Linked DNA regions of Homo sapiens: region 2 is linked to region 1. Evidence: read pairs that join two places in POLR2A ChIA-PET (ENCODE). Cell type or tissue: B cell. All regions are shown on one strand. Links, peaks and the distances in the headings refer to the core of each region. The heading gives the core; the rest is flanking DNA. Region 1 overlaps BACH2 (BACH transcriptional regulator 2). Region 2 overlaps BACH2 (BACH transcriptional regulator 2).

Evidence for each region. Peaks named below come from ENCODE experiments on the same cell type or tissue, not always from the same donor. Only the 100,000 strongest peaks of a DNase experiment are listed, where the experiment ranks them.
Region 2: POLR2A ChIA-PET joins it to region 1 with 11 read pairs; 4 of 35 experiments call an interaction of 5 or more read pairs at or near these places.

Annotation. Positions count from the first base shown.
Region 1 is chr6:90,237,729-90,246,858 of GRCh38, forward strand. All of the region lies in intron 3 of BACH2 (BACH transcriptional regulator 2), which reads right to left. Among named protein-coding and RNA genes, the nearest start is that of BACH2, 55 kb to the right of the region's middle. In B cell, for the core only: no CTCF peak of the experiment used is centred there; a DNase peak (open chromatin) is centred at 3,650; H3K27ac peaks cover 4,277 bases.
Region 2 is chr6:90,172,441-90,181,570 of GRCh38, forward strand. All of the region lies in intron 4 of BACH2 (BACH transcriptional regulator 2), which reads right to left. Among named protein-coding and RNA genes, the nearest start is that of BACH2, 120 kb to the right of the region's middle. RefSeq lists an enhancer at 1,294-1,438 and a cis regulatory region at 1,366. In B cell, for the core only: CTCF peaks have their summits at 6,965 (motif pointing left) and 7,164; DNase peaks (open chromatin) are centred at 1,291, 3,651, 6,311, 6,961 and 2 weaker places; H3K4me3 peaks cover 2,785 bases; H3K27ac peaks cover 7,558 bases.

The DNA.
Region 1 (9,130 bases), core at 499-8,498:
ATAAATAAGTTGTGACTTTCATTGTATTTGCAGCACACAACCTCTGACAAGGAAGAAAGGCCACAAGGGGATGTTGATCAAATCCAGGTCAGAACTCCATCAAGGTGGACAGACACTCAACGCCCTGGTAGATAACAAAGACAACGGTGGACGAGCAATAAAGAAATCTAACAAGGTCTCAAAGGAACAGCAAATGAATTTCAATTTTAAAAGGACATGGGTCATTCTAGAAATCAATGTGTGTGCAATCCAACAGTTCCATATATAAATACCAGAAAATATTTATGAAGCAAGATTAATCTCGTTTTAGAAATTATTACTAACCTGGCTTTATTACTGGTTTAAACTAAATTTATAAAACAATAGGCTTGTCCCTTAGCCAAATACATTCATGTCTAAGAATGAAGTCATACTCTATACGAAGCTAAAGAGAATTTTATAATAGTCTCATAACCCCATTAGGGGGAAAAATGTATCTGTTCTCTCTTATCGATCGATCGATCATCTATCTATGTTGGGAAAGCAAATTTAATGAACTCCCTGAAACTCTTAGAGAAAAATTATGGGAAGACACACACTGGCTAGACATATTTCGATAGTGGTTACCATAGAAACAAGTCATTAGATTTCATTTTTGGAGTTGTGGCTTTTGATAAAATATTAAATTTCTTAGAGTATTTGCATATACAGATAGCGCAACTGCTGATGTGCAATTGAATTATATGCTGTAAAAAATATTTACACTACTTCTACTTTTAGATTACTAATATCTACAAAGAAAAAAACTCACTCCTAATAAGAATGAATTTAAAAACTCTTCCTCTACCTTGCCATTGTTTCCTACTGGGAAAAAGCTAAAGTGAGGGTGGTGAAGGCATAAAACAGGCTGGGACACAAGACAGGGATCTAAGGAAACCAGCTTGGTCTTGCTTGAGAGAAACTCCTGATGGCTTTCCAACCACAGCTGCTAATATTCTGCAGGCCACCTAACTGAACAGCAACTCTGGTAATTTGTTTTTAATCAGACTAATTCTTCAATCTCATTTTCCTGTGACAAGATGGCTGTTTCTCACGGTGTAAGAAATGATGATGTGCTTCCTTCTTGGGGGAGTGAGTTGTGATACTGCCTTGTGTGGAGCTCATCTAGTGTCTCCTTTCATTTATATTTCATAACCTCCCTGCTGTGAGCCCAAGAACCTGAAGAGCACACCTCACTTCCTATTTTGAAAATTAAGAAAAAGTATACATTTTAACACAGAGTCAAAATTGCAAAGTTAAACGACCACTAACTCAAATACTGATTTTAAGGCAGGAGCAGCAGCAGGTTAGCTGCTGCACTGAATTTTACTGACTGAAAGCCACTAGGGTGTTTGCCAATCAATGCTAAAATGATACTTGAATTAAAATCAATACACAACCCCATATGTATGTGGTGTGCCAGGAACAGCCTAAGAGTTGCTCGACCTAGGATCTAAGATGTCCACGAGCCACAAACCTGGTAATCTTTGAAATTAGGGTTGGCGGATTTAGTTTTCTGTCAGCTGGGAATGTCCTGGCATTAAACCAAGGACCTCAATCCCCTTAAAACAATGAATTCAGCAACAATCTTGACTTCCCAGACATAAGAAGTAAATCACATTAACAGCTGAGAAGAGGCTATGAACTTTCTGTTTGAAGGTCAACTAGAAAACAAGCGAAAGATCAGCTGAAAATGTCATGGGTGAACCTGAGCCAGGTGCTGGCTCTAAAATTACAGCAAGGTCCCCATGAAACATTAAAAGAACATAGCCACCCTGTAAGGTGTTATAGGAGGATTCTCTTTTCACTTTAAAAATTATTTATGTATGCATGTACATGCTTTAATAATCTCTGGCAATATGCACATATTTATGTATATAGCCATACATGACTAAGATATAAATCTCGTCTATATGACTAAGAGATGGACCTTATCTTTATATGACTAAGAGATTATGTTATCTCTGAAGGGATCAAAGGTCACGTTTGTTTTTCTGTTTTCCCCAAGCTCAGCACTGACATGCATGATCTCCATAGTAAGGGGGGGGGAATACACACACACACACACACACACACACACACACACACACACACACACGCTGACTATTCACATACAGAAATATATATTTGCTATTAAAAAAATTAAAACCACATACAAGAATTAGCCAAACAGTAGGAAAAACGAACACATGAATCAACCCCAGAACCACCACTATTTTAGACTTGCCAAGTAAAATAAAGATCTAAAAATTCATCTTATAGAAAAAGAAATCTGAGAACTACTTCTATATTGTTACAGAAAATACAAAAACAGATATATTTTATTATTTGAATTAAGCATTAAAAAAATTCATCTTACAAGTAACAGGTATATCCTAATCTTTAAAAGTTCTATTTGTACTAGTCATCTACTAGGTCAAAAAAAGTTTAATACAAAACATTTGGAAGTAAATGAAAAAATACTGCATTTTTCCAATACTATCTTTTTTAATGAAATATCAAAAAGTTTAACACATGTTAATCCTTTTGAAAACCTATTTTGCCTCCTAAGAAATGCAAAATAACTTATAAAGTAATTCTAACATCAGTGAAGAATGCTACTATGTTTCAAGTAAACTGTCTCAAAAATTTTAACTTAAATATGAATTTTAATATAATTTATGTGAAAATGAAAAATACTTGAAAATACTTTGCTTTGGTCTAGGATTAAATTCATGATGTATTTCATTAAATATCCTGCTATTGTCTGCTTTACGATATTAAGAAAACAAGCATAACGAAAAATAATGGTTATCTCCTCAGCCCCACTATAATGGGAATTCTTCCTCATAAGAACTACAAAGCAAATAAGAGGAGATGTACTTCAAAATCTTAAATATTCATCACAAAATAAGAAGGCAAATGGACTTTAAAAATGATGACCCACGTAAAATCAACATTTAATCCTCAACATGTAGACTGTCTGCTTTGTGGCTTTCTTAGAGTGAACCTTAGCTTTACCCTCCTAGGGACCAAATTCCTATCTCTTGCATTACAAACATCTGCAGGCCACAAGACAGCAACCAAAGGTTAATACTGCCTCCAGCCAAACATTATTAAGAAGCTAAATCTGCTAACTTCCATTAAATATAATACTAAATATAATATTATTTCCAAAGCCAACAGATATTACTTTTGAACCCTATCACTTGTCAATATGAGGCTAGAAATTAAGAGTTGACTAAAAGTATAGAAAAAATTAGCCAGGCGTGGTGGCGTGCGCCTGTAGTCTCCAGCTACTTGGGAGGCTGAGGCAGGAGAATCGCTTGAACTTGGGAGGCAGAGGTTGCAGTGAGCCGAGATCGCCCCACTGCACTCCAGCCTGGGTGACAGAGCGAGACTCCAACTCAAAAAAAAAAAAAAAAGAGTTGACTAAAATTATAGTTATATGGTTTCCAGATAATATATAATAATATATATGTATAATAATAATGTGATAATGTATCACTTAATAGATTGAAAATGATGAGATGATACTTCTCAATGGCAGACACTAGCCTGTAGGGTGGTGGTATTCACCACAGCTAAAATCAACCGCTCACTTAAATAGCACCTGGACTGGGACCAAATCCTCCAAATGGCTCCCCCTCCCACCTACTCAACAGGGGGCAGGCTGGGACAGAGAGTCACGTGTGTTCACATTAGCCTGATAGAGGATCAGAATGGAGTCAGACTGCAAGGGTAGGAATTTCCTCTCTTCCAGTGCTCTCATTTCCTCATCTACAAAATGGGAACTGCTGTAAGGATTAAAAAATACATAGAAATAAAACATTTAGCACAATGGCCACAAGCCCACATTTTCACCCTGTCTGTTGTCAAAAGCAAGGTAGGAGACAACTAATGCTAGGGTAGGTGGAAAAGAGGGACAGGGTGTGGCTAGGGAGAGGGACACCTGCCAGTCACATGGTGGGCATCTCTGCTCACAATCTGAAATGTATGCCACAGGAAGTTGCCAAACTGCTTATTTTTTTAACTGCCCGTTACTAAAGGTTGATGAGATAACACATAAGATAAATGAAAAAAAAATTAAAAAACAACTAGAGAAATAAGGTGGGGAATATTATATGAAAGACATTATACAAGGCTTTTGTTTTGTTTTGTCTTGGAGTATTGTTTTTTTATTTCTAAGCTACAATCTATCCTGATTTTCTTTTTTTTTTTTTATTAGTAGACTATTTTTTAGAGCAGTTTTAGGTTTATAGAAAAACTAAGCCAAAAGTTCCCTCTTCCCCGTTTCCCCTGTTATTAACCATCTTGCACAAGTATGGTACATCTGTTATAATTAATGAGCCAATGATGATATAGGATTAACTAGTCATAACAGTCAATATAGTTTACATAAGAGTTCACTCTTTATGTTACACAGTTGTATGGGTTTTGACACACCTATCTATCCACCATTACAATATCATACAGAATAGTGTCACAGCCCTTAAAATCCACTGTGCTCCACCTGTTCATCCTGTCCCCTCTTCCCTGAACTAGCAACCACTGATCTTTTTACTGTCTCTATGGTTTTGACTTTTGCCTTTTCTATAGTTTAAATCGTACAGTATGTAGCCTTTCCAGACTGGCTTCTTTCACTTAGCAATATGCATTTAAGGTTCCTTTGTGTCTTTCTGTGGCTTCATTGCTCATTTCTTTTTAGTGCTGAATAATATTCCATTATCTGGATGTACCACAGTTTATCAATTCATCTAATGAAGGATCCCTTAGTTGCTTCCAGTTTTTGACAGTTATAAATAAAGCTGCTATCAAGATTCGCATGCAGGTTGTTCTGCAGACATAAATTTTCAACTCATTTGGGTAAACATCTAGATGCGTAGTTGCTGAATTGTACGTTAAGCCTATCTTGAGCTTTATAAGAAGCTGCCAAACTTTCAAAGCAGTTGTACCAATCTATCATTTTCAATATCTAAAAATCCATCTACCAAAGTGTAACTTAATATCTACACAATGTGACCAGTGCATTATTTATGATCTACCTAAGTGAAGGACAGTTAACTTTCAGGTTCTAACTAAACTTGAAAGATAATGTGATCAAAAAATTCAGGAGTTGTTGACTTTGGGCTGTTGACTTTGGGCAAATTATCTGATTTCTTTTTTTTTTTGAGGCGGAGTTTAGCTCTTGTTGCCCAGACTGGAGTGCAATGGCGTGATCTTGGCTCACTGCAACCTCCGCCTCCCGAGTTCAAGCGATTCTCCTGTCTCAGCCTCCCGAGTCGCTTGGATTACAGGGATACACCACCATGCCCGGCTAATTTTTTTTTTTTTTTTTTTTTTTTTTTAGTAGAGACAAGGTTTCTCCATGTTGGTCAGGCTGGTCTTGAACTCCCAACTTCAGGTGCTCCGCCCGCCTCAGCCTCCCAAAATGCTGGGATTACAGGCGTGAGCCAATGTGCCCGGCCCAAATTATCTGATTTCCACAGCCTCAAAAAAATGTATTAATAACTAGTCGCAAGGATCGTCTTTAAAAATCCTTTACAGTCATTAAAGGTTATGCAATTCTTAAGAAGGTGACTATGATCTTTGTGATGCCAATAACTCCATTTTACTTTTAAGCAAATTTGTTTTAGTATCATTTTCAATGAAACCTCAACAAACTGTAGTTCAGACTTTGGAGAAAATGCTTAATAATCATGACAGTGAAGACCACTTGGGACTGTTAGGCTGGTTTTTGTTGCTGTTGCTGTTTTTGTTATTGTTTTGCCTTTAGATCACAAAAGTTTTGTCCTGGTGGCAGAAGGAAACATCAGTTTTCCATTGGAACATTCTCTGACTAGCATTATGGTCTTTACATAACGTTCATTCCTTATTTCCACACCCTCCCTAATATTACAGAGTAATTACTGAATCTCTTTTTCCTATGAATTTTAAAGTTTGACACCACTGGCCAAAAATTCTATGAATTTGGCAAAAATGATGATGGATCCAAAAAAGCTAGCATCCTTTTCTCAGCATTTAAATAGTTTTTTTCCTCATGAACAGGTCTACTACCTGAACAGTTCCCCATCTCACCCCACCATCCCTGTGGGAAGAAAACCATTAGAAGGCATCTACCTTTATGTAGTAAAATTTCATTGATTGGAATAGCTCAATTGAGGAGCAATAAACCTCAGTCATAGGACATTCATTTTTTATTTTTTATTTTTGGGAGACAGAGTCTCGCTCTGTTGCCCAGGCTGGAGTGCAGTGGCATGATCTCAGCTCACTGCAACCTCCATCTCCTGGGTTCAAATGATTCTCATGCCTCAGCCTCCTGAGTAGCTGGGATAACAGGCATGTGCCACCACACCCGGCTAATTTTTGCAATTTTAGTAGGGACAGGGTTTCACCATGTTGGCCAGGCTGATCTTGAACTCCTGACCTCAAGCAATCCGCCTGCCTGGGCCTCCCAAAGTGCTGGGATTACAGGCATGAGCCACTGCACCCGGTTATTTATAGGACATTTAAAAAGAAATACTGTCTTCCCAATTTCATGTAATACAGTAATAGCTAACATTTACTAAATACTTACTATGTACCAGATGGTATTCAAGGGCTTCGCATACATGTTTTCAATTAGCCATCAAAATAACCCCTTGAGGTAATTACTATTACTGCTTCCATTTTACAGATTCAAACACTGAAGCTCAGTGAAGTCAAGCAGAAACTCTGCTGTGATCTCTCCAGAATCTGGTCTAGAATCCTTGGATAATGGCTGGGCCCAACATTCTCATGGACAGACACTGCTGCCTACTTGGATGGATTAGTATCAGCTGCTTCTGGGGTCTCCATTTGGGTATATTGCTCACCTGACAGCAACCACCCCCTCCCCCCTTCACACGCGCACACATGCGCACACACGCACACAAATACTCGTGTACATGTGCTCTGTGCTGTGCCTCACACTTGCTGCCTGTGCTATGGGGACCACTGGCTGGTATCATATCTGACACATCCCATGTTTACCTACTGCACTTGACTCCTCCCTAAAAGCTGCTTCTATTGCCCCCTCTGAGCCATCATCACCCTCATGGGCCTTTCTAGCTCCAAGTGATCTTCCTTAAGCTGCTGAAATTAACCAAACAAGAACCGTGAAGGATTAACAATACCTAATATAAATTATGCTTTAAAAATAGGCTTTAGCCAGGTGTGGTGGCTCACGCCTGTAATCCCAGCACTTTGGGAGGCCAAGGTGGGCAGATCACCTGAGGTCAGGAGTTCGAGACCAGCTTGGCCAACATGGTGAAACCCTGTCTCTACTAAAAACACACAAAAAATTAGCCGGGTGTGGTGGCAGGTGCCTGTAATCCCAGCTACTTGGGAGGCTGAAGTGGGAGAATATCGCTTGAACCTGGGAGGCAGAGGTTACAGTCAGCTGAGATCATGCCACTGCAATCCTGCCTGGGTGACAGAGTGAGATTCTGTCTTAAAAAAAAAAAAAGGCTTTAGTACTTTTTAAGTAAACTGATGAAAATTATTTAAGCATTGCAAACTCTTCCTTAAAATACAATTCATTTTTAAAAGTAAGTGGACATTTCAACCAGGCTCAGTGGCTCACACTTGTAATCACAGTACTTTTGGAGGCCAAGGCAGGAGGATCACTTGAGGCCAGGAGTTCAAGACCAGTCAGGGCAACATAGAGAGACTCTGTTTCTAACAAGAAAATTTAAAAAAATTATCCAGGTGTTGTGGTGCGTGCCTGTAGTCCCAGCTACTCCAGAGGCTGAGGTAGCCAGTGAACTGTGACGGTGGCACTGCACTCCGGCCTGGTTGACAGAACGAGATCCCATCTCTGAAGAATTTTTTAAATTTAAAAACAAAAGAGTAAGCAGACATTTCTAAACTGGCTAAAAGCAATTTCTTAAGTAGGTAAACATAGCCTTTATATGTTCATTTACATCATTCAGTAGTTTAGTTAGCTCTGTTCCTGCTAAGATGAACTTCAAGAACTAGCTATGAGGTGATCAGAAATAATCTGAATTTGAAACAAGAGAAGTCTGAATTTGAAACAAGAGAAGTCTGAATTTAAAGATTTTTCATATTTGGATTAAAATATTTGTAACAGGGTGGAAACAGAAAAAATTGGACAAAAATCTATGAAAACTTGCTCTCCAGGAATTTTCTCCAAAGGTCTCCTGGCCCAGACCCTCATTCCATGACAGGAGGCTGGCAGTGCCAGAGGAATGCAGCACAAAGGGGTGGAAAGGATGTCAGCAAGAGAAGCTATCAAGGGAGGAGGAGTGGGACGTGGCAGAAGTTAAGTTGGACTGATAACGTGGCAAGCTGGGTCTGAGTGACTACTGCTGGAACACAATGAACAGTGGGTCCTTCACTCAACCCAGATTGGTGAGAGCCAGGAGCCACTAAGTCAAAATTAACCTAAATGCACATAAACTCTAGGATTCCAATTTTATTCTGTTTTTCTGTGCCTCTACTACACTCCCTTGACCTTTAAATAATCTTCACAAAACAGTTATAAAGCAGAGTTGATTACTGTACTTTTATAAGTATAATGTGTAAAATGGAGACATCAACTTCTGAAAGTTATAAAACATCAATTTTAAATACAATTTTTCCACTTTTATTCTTACTGTTGTCTACTGAAAACAATATTCTCCAACTAATCAGAAAACCTCAGGCTCATCCTTCAATTTCTGCTCAAAACTCTTTAAGATAGGTTTCAACAGATTTCCATACAAAAGAAAAATGCGTTACATTCCTCCCTATTGATGTCTAATGTAGTACAGTGTATTAAGATACATACATTCACCCGAAACAAAATAACATGTTCTCTTAGTACAAACTGGCAAAAAAAAATCATTTACCTTGTTTATTGTTTGTAGAATTACCCCCAATTCAAGAAAAATGAGTACATATAAAAATTAGGATTTATAAAATATGAATTAGATAATATAAATGAATTTATTTTAAGGTGATTTGAAGCAAAAGGTCACCAAGTATATTACAATACAATCTGATTTACAAAATCATATTTCAAAACAAATTTTCTAGGAACACAGATACTCCATAAAGCAGGGTACCTTGGCTAAAACACCAATGTCTCACTTACATAGAATTTGATAAGGAA
Region 2 (9,130 bases), core at 368-8,367, 65 kb before region 1:
TTTCTGAGATTTTTCAGAACTAGTAATCATCAAATTCAGAAAGCCAAATGCATCCCAAGGATGTTAAATAAAAGAAATGCCCACCCAGACAAAGCCTGGTAAAACTGTAGAAGACCATCATAAAAAAAGCTCTGGGGGAAATCTGGGGAAAATGTCTTTAAAACACTGAAAGAAAATAATACTGAATATGTAAGTGTATACCTAGCAAAACTACCTTTCATAAATAAAGCATGAATAGAAGGTATTTTCAATCAAACAAAAAATAAGAAAGTTTACTTCCAAAAACATTCATTAAAGGTACTTCTAAAGGACATGCTTCAGAAAACAGCGATGATCTGAGAAGAAGAAATGGTGAGAAAAGAAAATAGTAAATACATGACTATGTTTAAATAGAGTATAAAAAACAGCTGCTACTGTATACAAATTGTAATAATGTGTAATATAAAAAATAATATAAAACTATAAACCAAATAACCATGGCATGTTAGGCTGAAAAAGAATGATCCAAATTAAAGAACTCTAAGGTTACTGAACTGTTTGAGAAAAGAATGAATACTGTTTAGTGTAACACTTTATTAAGTTACATAGGATGCCAACATCTCTAGGGTAAGCGTGGAAAAAAGAGAATGGTGTGTACAACTGTTAAATTAGTAGAAGAAAAACCATGGAACTATATTTAAAAAAAAAAACAAAAGCAAAATCCAAATGAAGGCAATAAAGAAAAAATAAGGCTCAGGAAAAGCAGGACAAATAGCAAAAAATAATATGGTCAAAATGAATATAAATGCATTAGTGCAATCAATAATTAGTGTAATCTGCTAAACAACATACATCAACTGAATATTTTACTTAAAAGACAATGACTGATTGAATTAAAAAATAGACAACATATGTCCACACAGACTTGCATGTGAATGTTCATAGCAACTTTATCCACAATAGTTGAAAAAACTGGAAATGACCCAAATATCCATCAACTTGTGAATAGCTAAAAAACAAACAAACGAAAAACCTGTGGTATATCCATACAGTGAAATTATACTGAAAAAATATAAAGGAATGAAACTCTGATATGTGTAACAGCATAAATGAATCTCAAAGGCATTATACTAAGTGAAAGAAGCCAAACACAAAAGTCTACTTACTGTATGATTTCATTTGTATGACTTTCTGGAAAAGACAAAATAACATAGTGATAAAAAATAGATCAGTAGTTTCCTAATGCCAGACGTGAGGGAAGGAAACTGATAGCAAAAAAGCATGAGGAACTTTCTGGTGTGACGGAAATATCTATAGCTTTATTGTGGTAGTGGTTACATGACTATACACACCTGCCAAAATTCATCAAACTGTACACTTAAAATATGTGAGTTTGATCATATGAAAATTATACCTTAATAAAGCTAGTAAAAAGACAAATTCCAATTATGTGATTTACAAAGCACAAATCTAAAGCCTTTTGTGTCTTTGAATAAAGGAGGCTGGGGGAAGAACTGCGTAGGCAAATAATAACCCAGAAATCTGGTGTAGCTAAATTAAACCCATACACAGTTAATTTTAGGCAAAGAGATAAAAAGGGCCATCACATATTAATAGAAATATTTAATTCCCTGGGAAGATATAATATGTTCCTAATAATGTATCTTCAAAAATATATAAACCCAAAAATAAAAGAACCTCAAGGAGAAACTAACCATAAGACAGTCTCATTTATGAACATAAATGCAAAAATCCTGAACAAAATATTAGTAATTCAAATCTAATAATTTCCAAAGAAAAATAATGTGTCTAAATTTGGGTTATTCCATAATTCAAGGTTGCTTCAATATCAATCAGTGTTATTCACTAGATGAAAGAAGAAAATATATGATTATCTCAAAGAATATAGAAAAAGCATTCAATAAAATACAACATTCATCATTCATGATTAAAACAAAGAATAGAAAGAAACTTCCTGAACTGGATAAAGGATATCACAAAGCAACCCTATAACAAATACCATACTTTATAATATAAATGAAAAGTTAAAGTTTTATCTATCACTATTTTAATTTAACATTGGAGATTCTTGCCAGTTCAGTAAGACAAGAAAAAAGAATTAACATTTTATGGGTTGGAAAGGGAAAAAAAACTATCATTACTTGTAAATGATATAAAGAATCTACAAATTACTTTTATTAATAAGGAAGCCAATAAGGTTTCCATATACATGATAAAATGTAGGACCCTTTGACAGTGGCATGGCTAAATAAACTACAGTAAAATAAACACAATAAAATATTCTATAGCAATGAAAATGAATGAACTAAAGTTACACAGGTCAACCTGGATAAAACTCAGAACATTGTGTTTTGTGGGGAGCAAGTCACAAAATAATCAGTATGATTCTATTACATAAAAGCTAAAATGAGATAGTATATTGCTTTGGGATATATATATGGTAAAATTATATGTGGTACATATGTAGTAAAACTAAAAAAAAAAAAGCAAACAAACAAGACAGTAAGTAACTCAAAATCCAGGAAAGTAGTTGGGGAGAGGAGAAAACAATAGGAGAGAGGTACATAAGGGTTTCAGTAGCAATGATAATGTTCTTCAGATGAGTAGCAGAAATGTGGATGTTTTCTTTATTTAATCCTTTAAAGTGTATCTACATGTTATATATTCCCTTCCACATGTATGATATACTTCATAATCTAAAGAAGTAAATGAACCTGAGTGAACTTTGTTAGAAATGCATTTTAAAGTCAATGTTACTTCAAGTTGGAAAACACAGGCATTTAGGAAGTTCTTTTTCTATATCTAAGTTTTGAAATTAATATTTATTATTTTTTCTTATTCCTTATTCTAGGAAAGTTGAGAGTTCTCATTTATACAATGGTTTTCCTATTACACTGAAATCATAAGAAACTCTCTTGGTAGGTTTTAAAGGTAAATTATACAACCATTTTGTTTTCACAACTGCCTGTATAAGACAGAAGAAAAACAACAAATGAACAATTAACTGGTAAGGAAAGAATATTAACTAATAAGAAATGTCAAAAAGGCTTGACTTCTCATATTAAAAACAACTTTTTGGTGGAAAAAACCTAATCCCTTCTTTTGAAAGAGAATTTTTCAAAATTCTCAGTGTTGGGGCGGTGGGGGGTGAGTGGCTGGGGGTTGGGAAATCAGATCTCAGATCAATAAACAGGCAAACAGGTTGACTAAGAATAGAAGGTATCATTATGTATTTTACATATTTTGTATTTTCTGCATATTAGATGTTTTGACATCTTAAAACTACCTTTCTGGCTAGAGAGAGACTGTCTCTTTCAAGGCTAGCCGATTCTCAGAGATAACAAAGAGCCCGGCTGGTAGCATGCCTTTGACAAGAAAATTCACCAATCTAGAGACACCCCTCCTCTATCTGGCCCTCAGAGGCAATATTTCTCTGCCTTTACTATACCACAGCCAGGTACCAAGCAAGCAGGGACCACCCAGAAAGCTTGGAGCCTAACCAAACTACTTCAACTAGCAATTCTAAACTGTTAACCCTGCCCTGCCTTGCCTTTCCCTTGGAAACTCCAATAAAGGCTGTGGCTGGCCCAAGCTCTCCCCTGGCTCCTGCCTTCTGCCTCCTGACTAACACGGGTGTTTTCCCTTGTGGCCCTGCGTAGCATGTGGTGACACGCCTCTATGGGACCTGTGAATGTAACAAATTTCTTCCTTCCAAGCCCTGTTCTCATTTCCCCTTCAGTGGCTGTACTGATTTTATCACATATCCAACATGTACATTCTTAAAACACATAGCAAAGCAGGAGTTTCAGATGTTAACCAAGGTCTCCAGGAATGACAATTCTGGAGCTCAGGGCGAGCAGAGATTAGTGAAGGAGGGAGCAAATTTACAGGAAACAAGAATATGCAAATACTGAGAGTTTGAGAGTTCAGTGGTCGAAAAACAGGAGATAGCTGTGGAAAGTGCACACTGGGAAGGGGCAGCTCTGAGGCACCTCACGGCACCTGGACAACCTCAACCAGCTTAAGGTGCCTAACAGAGGAATTTATAAGCTTCTTGCTGGTATGGGAACAAATCCCCAAGTGAGGTGCCTGCTAGATAGATCTGCAGGTTGAAGTAGATCAGGGAAACGACACACCGGAGGAGAGGGATGTAGGGGCAGAAAAGAGGGGCCCATCCAAAAAATGTGTGTGTATCCCCACCTACCCTTACCTCCTTCCACTTTTTCTACAAGCGTCAGAACTGCTCAACATCATCACTTCCAAATCAGTTTTGGTGACAGAGTCCAATTGCCCAAACCAGATGCAATGCCCTCATTATGTCTTACCAGCCCTCCTGCTCCTGCCTCCTCCAGTTCATGCTTCACGTAGCCACAGAGTAATCTTTATAGAACACAAATATCACCATATTACTTCCCAGCTTAAAAACCTTTCAGGATTGACCCATATCCACCCAGAGTAGCCTCCAAGCCACTTAGATTGTCCTCCTTTCTGCCGTCCTTCTGGCTTCTCTGGCTGGAGACTTTAGACCACAGCACTGTAAACTGATTCCAACTCCATGTTAATATGTTAATTTAATATGTTAATATTAAAATATTATTTCATGGGTCCAGGTATTAGCACATTATGTACTCTTTTCTCCTTCTGAAAGGAAGAATCTTTGCCTGCCTTAACACTATTATTCATCTTCAAAAATCTGTGCAACACTTCATTCTGAAGCCTCCTCAAACAACTGCAGTCTGCTCGCTTTATGGACCACCTTGCTGCTCTCATTACATTCAATGCACACTATTTTATTCACATGTATGTCTGTCTTCCCAACTACACTGCAGACTACTTGAGGGCAGGGATGGTATCTTATTTTTTCTTTGTATTTCCAGTGGGTAGCACAGCACCTGACCCATAAAAAAACTATCATCTATTGAGCACCTACCGTACAGCAGATCCCATACTAAGCTTTTCAAATGTTATGACGTGAGTTCCCACAACAACTCAATGAACTATTTATAATTACCTCTTTTACAAACGAGGAAACTGAGATTTAGGAGGTTAACATCCCCAGGACCTTCCAGTTAGTAAGTGGTAGAATTCTGATTAGGACTTGGGTCTCTGACACCATTGCCTACGTTAGCTCCTTGGGCCTCTGGTGAAACGTAATGCACGAAATGTGGATCGGATCGTATGAAATCTCCCCCAACTTACACCCTGGGTTGAAGGCTGTGAAGCTTATGCAGAATGCTAGAGGAGGCATTAGGACATGGGGTTTCTGGTTCTGCCACTGATTAACCTCAACTCTGGGCTGTCGCAGGCTTTCTCTGGGCTTCACTTTCCTCATGGGGGAAATGCCATCCTTAACAGATCCCATGTCATATCCTCACTCTTAAGGACCTCTAAAGCTGATAAGAAGGTACTGTGAATCATAAACCTAGGTACTCTTTCTAGATATTGGCCTTGAAACATCTCTTCCTTCACTGAAAAACTGCTTCTGAAAAAGGATGCCAGAAGCCACTTTTGGTCAAGAAAATGTCCACTTTTGTTCTCAGCACAGAGCAGGTACCCGGACTTTCCCTGTTCCCAAGTGCTGTAGACCAAAATAGCAGGGAACCAGGATGAAGTCAGCCAGAAACACGCTTTCTATAACTGCTCTTCACAGAAGAGAAAATCAACAAGCTAGTGTTTAAATAATGTGCAGGGTGTGATACCAACCGAACCTCCGCCCTCCTTCCTGGGGAAATGCAAAGTTTGCTGTGGCCTTTTCACAAACCTCGGAGAGAATGAAATGTCAGCTCTAACACTGAATTTCCCAGCTTCATTCCACTTCCCTCACCACCTCACTATTACCTAAGATGACATTCTGTATATTAGTATACTACATCTTAAACATCATCCCTCACTCAGACATCAGATTACAAACAAACAGCTGAATCCTACAGCTGTTCCCACTAGAAACAAAAAGATTCTTAACATATTTGAAGGGAAAAAATCTGTTTGTTCCCAGATGTCTCCTGAGCCCATTTCTGGGGCGTGTCTACTAGTAATAGTGCGTAAACGCTAACTGTACTCCTCGCTCCTATTTACACACACTATTAGTTTTCAGTAACCACTCCTTCCCAACTCCCAAAAAAGACAGCTAAGAAAACAATGTTCACTTGGAGGAAGAGAAACTAAATTTCTTTTTGCTGTTCCTCTCAATCAAACCCTTGCAGGAACCAAAGTATTCACTGTGGTTTAAACACTTGTCACTCAAAAAAAAAGTACCCAGAAATGCCATGAGACTTCCTATAATTTCACTTTTATTTAAGGAGCTGTGCTGCATCAATACTTGCTTTGGGCACAAAATGCAGAGGAGCTTGATGGCATTTTGAGAATGGCACAGATGCAAAGTATTTAAAAAATACATACCACCCAGTGTGTTCCTGGGAGACATGGCTGGACTCAACATGTTACTATCAGCAGTGTTAGCCTGGTTCCGCAGGGGACCACATATGCACATGTAGGTACTGAGCCTGTGCTCTGGGATACATGCTGTGCTAAATGGTTTACATTTTTTATGACTCGTTAAAATATACTTAGGAGGAAGGTATGTTCTCCCCTTTTTACAGATGAGGAAACTGAGCACTACATGAACTGCCCCGAATCACATTGCCAGTAAGTTTGCAAAAGTGGCATTTGAACAGTCAGTCAGACTCCGAATATGTGAAGGAGTTCTTTAAGGGAACCAAGGAAACAATGTGCATTACAACCCTTGGGAGACACTCTAGTGTGTATTTCTATAAATTAAAAAAAAAATGGGAAGAAATTGATCACTAATGAAATGTATCCATCTGTCATAATGAAGATTTTAATGACGAAACAAGTAACCTAAAACTAAAATTAAGACATTACAAATATCAAAGAAACAAAGATACAACCCCTAAAAGGGGCTGGGGTGCTAATATTTAGAAAAATAAATGTGTTTCAACTACTGCCCCCTCCTGGTGGCATAACCAAAGGTACCTTTCTTTTTCTTAACTTGATGGATTTGGAAGGTTTTCTTCTAACTGATCTACCAAAACAAAAAATGTAGGTAAAGAAAGACTGTATGGAGCTTATTGAGGATAAGGCTTAGTTCTGGACTGGAGTGAAGGTCTTTCTAACTGAGTAACTATAAGAAACTATGAAGCATCTTGTGCCTCCATCTTCTCATCAGAAAAATGGGAATAATATCCACTCTATCTACCTCAAAGGTTATTGTGGGCATCAAAGAAATAATGCATGTGAATGTTATTTTCAATGAATCTAAAATCTAAGGTATTATGATTAATTAAAGCCATTTATAGTATCATCTATTAAATTTAAAATTACATTTACTCTTTAATCCTGCAATCCCACTCCTGGGAACCAATGCCATAGAACTAATAGCACTGTATCTAAGAACAAATACAAAGATGTTTATGATTTCAGTGTGGACAATGGCCAAAAAAACTGAGACCAAAGTAAATATCCATGAGTAGGGCAATTGTAGAATAAAAAATTCTAATAGTTACCCCACTGGAATATTATGCACCCATTAAAAAGAATGTTCTAGAGCTTTATCAATTGAATGAAGAGATTTCAACACAGTTTTCTGAGAAGAGCAAAACATAAAAAAAGAATGTTTAACAGGGAATTCTAAAAGTCTTAGTGCATTTTAAACTTTAATAATTTCAGAAGTATAAATGCTATACACTTTCAAGAAACAATATATGAAAAATAAAAATTTAACTTTTTAAAATATTGATGTTACTTATTAAAATCAATATAAAAACTATTATGCACAAAAAAACTAAGAGTAAAATTTATTATTCAAAATTCCAAAGTTAAATAAGTATAAAAGAAATATAAATAGCTAAATGTTTAAATGTTTCTAAGTTTATAGCAATTATACCTCTAAAATTATGAACTTAAAATTGCACTAATACTTAAAAATGTTATTTCAATAGCTTTAGGCATACTAGTGTTTTTGGTTACATGAATAAACTGTATAGTGGTAAATCCTGGGATTTTAGTGTACCTGTCACCCAAGTAGTGTACACTGTACCCAACAGGTAGCTTTTCATGCCTCAACCACCTCTCAACCTCCTCCTCTTGAGTCTCCAATGTCCATTACACCACTCTGTATGCCTTTGTGTACCCATAGCTTAGCACCTGCTTATAAGTGAGAACATGGTATTTAGCTTTCAATTCCTGAATTACTGCACTTAGAATAATGGCCTCCAGTTCCATCCAAGTTGCTGCAAAGACATTATTTCATTCTTTTTCATGGCTGAGTAGTATTCCATACTGTGTGAATGGAATGTGTGGTGTGGAATACACACCAGTCCAATGGAATGGAATGCATTCTATTTACACACCATGGAATACTACTCAGCCATAAAACAGAATGAAATGGAATTATGTGTATTACACACACACACACACACACACACACACACATTCCTCACATGTTTTATCCACTCATCATCTGATGGGCACTTAGGTTGAACCCGTATCTTTGCAATTGTGAATTGTGCTGCAATAAACATACACCTGCAGGTGTCCTTTTTATATAGTGACTTCTTCTTTGGGTAGATACCCAGTAGTGGGATTGCTGGGTTGAATAGTAGATCTACTTTTAGTTCTTTGAGAAATCTCCATATTGTTTTCCACAGAGGGTGTACCAATTTACATTCCCACCAGTAGTGTGTAAGTGTTCCCTTTTCACTATATGTACATCAATATCTATTGTTTTTTTACTTTTTCATTATAGCCATTCTGGCTGGGGTAAGGTGGTATGTTGTTGTGGTTTTAATGCATTAACACTTTGAGAACACTCTATAACATGTTTTTGTTTTTTAAAAACAAAATAACAGTCCCCTCACTCCCACTGTGTGGTGTGTGTGTGTGTGTGTGTGTGTAATTGTACATTTACATAAACAGGGGAAAAATGGAAGGCTATATGTGCAGTTAAAATGGGAGAAGGGAAAAGAGGAGGAGAGTGATCCAGACAAAAGAGGAAAAGTTGTTGTTTTTTTTTTAAAAATGGGGAACCAAAAAGTGTATATGCTATTATCACATTTATGTACCTATATAAAATCATTTGTATTGTACAGCTATATAATATTACATGTTTAAA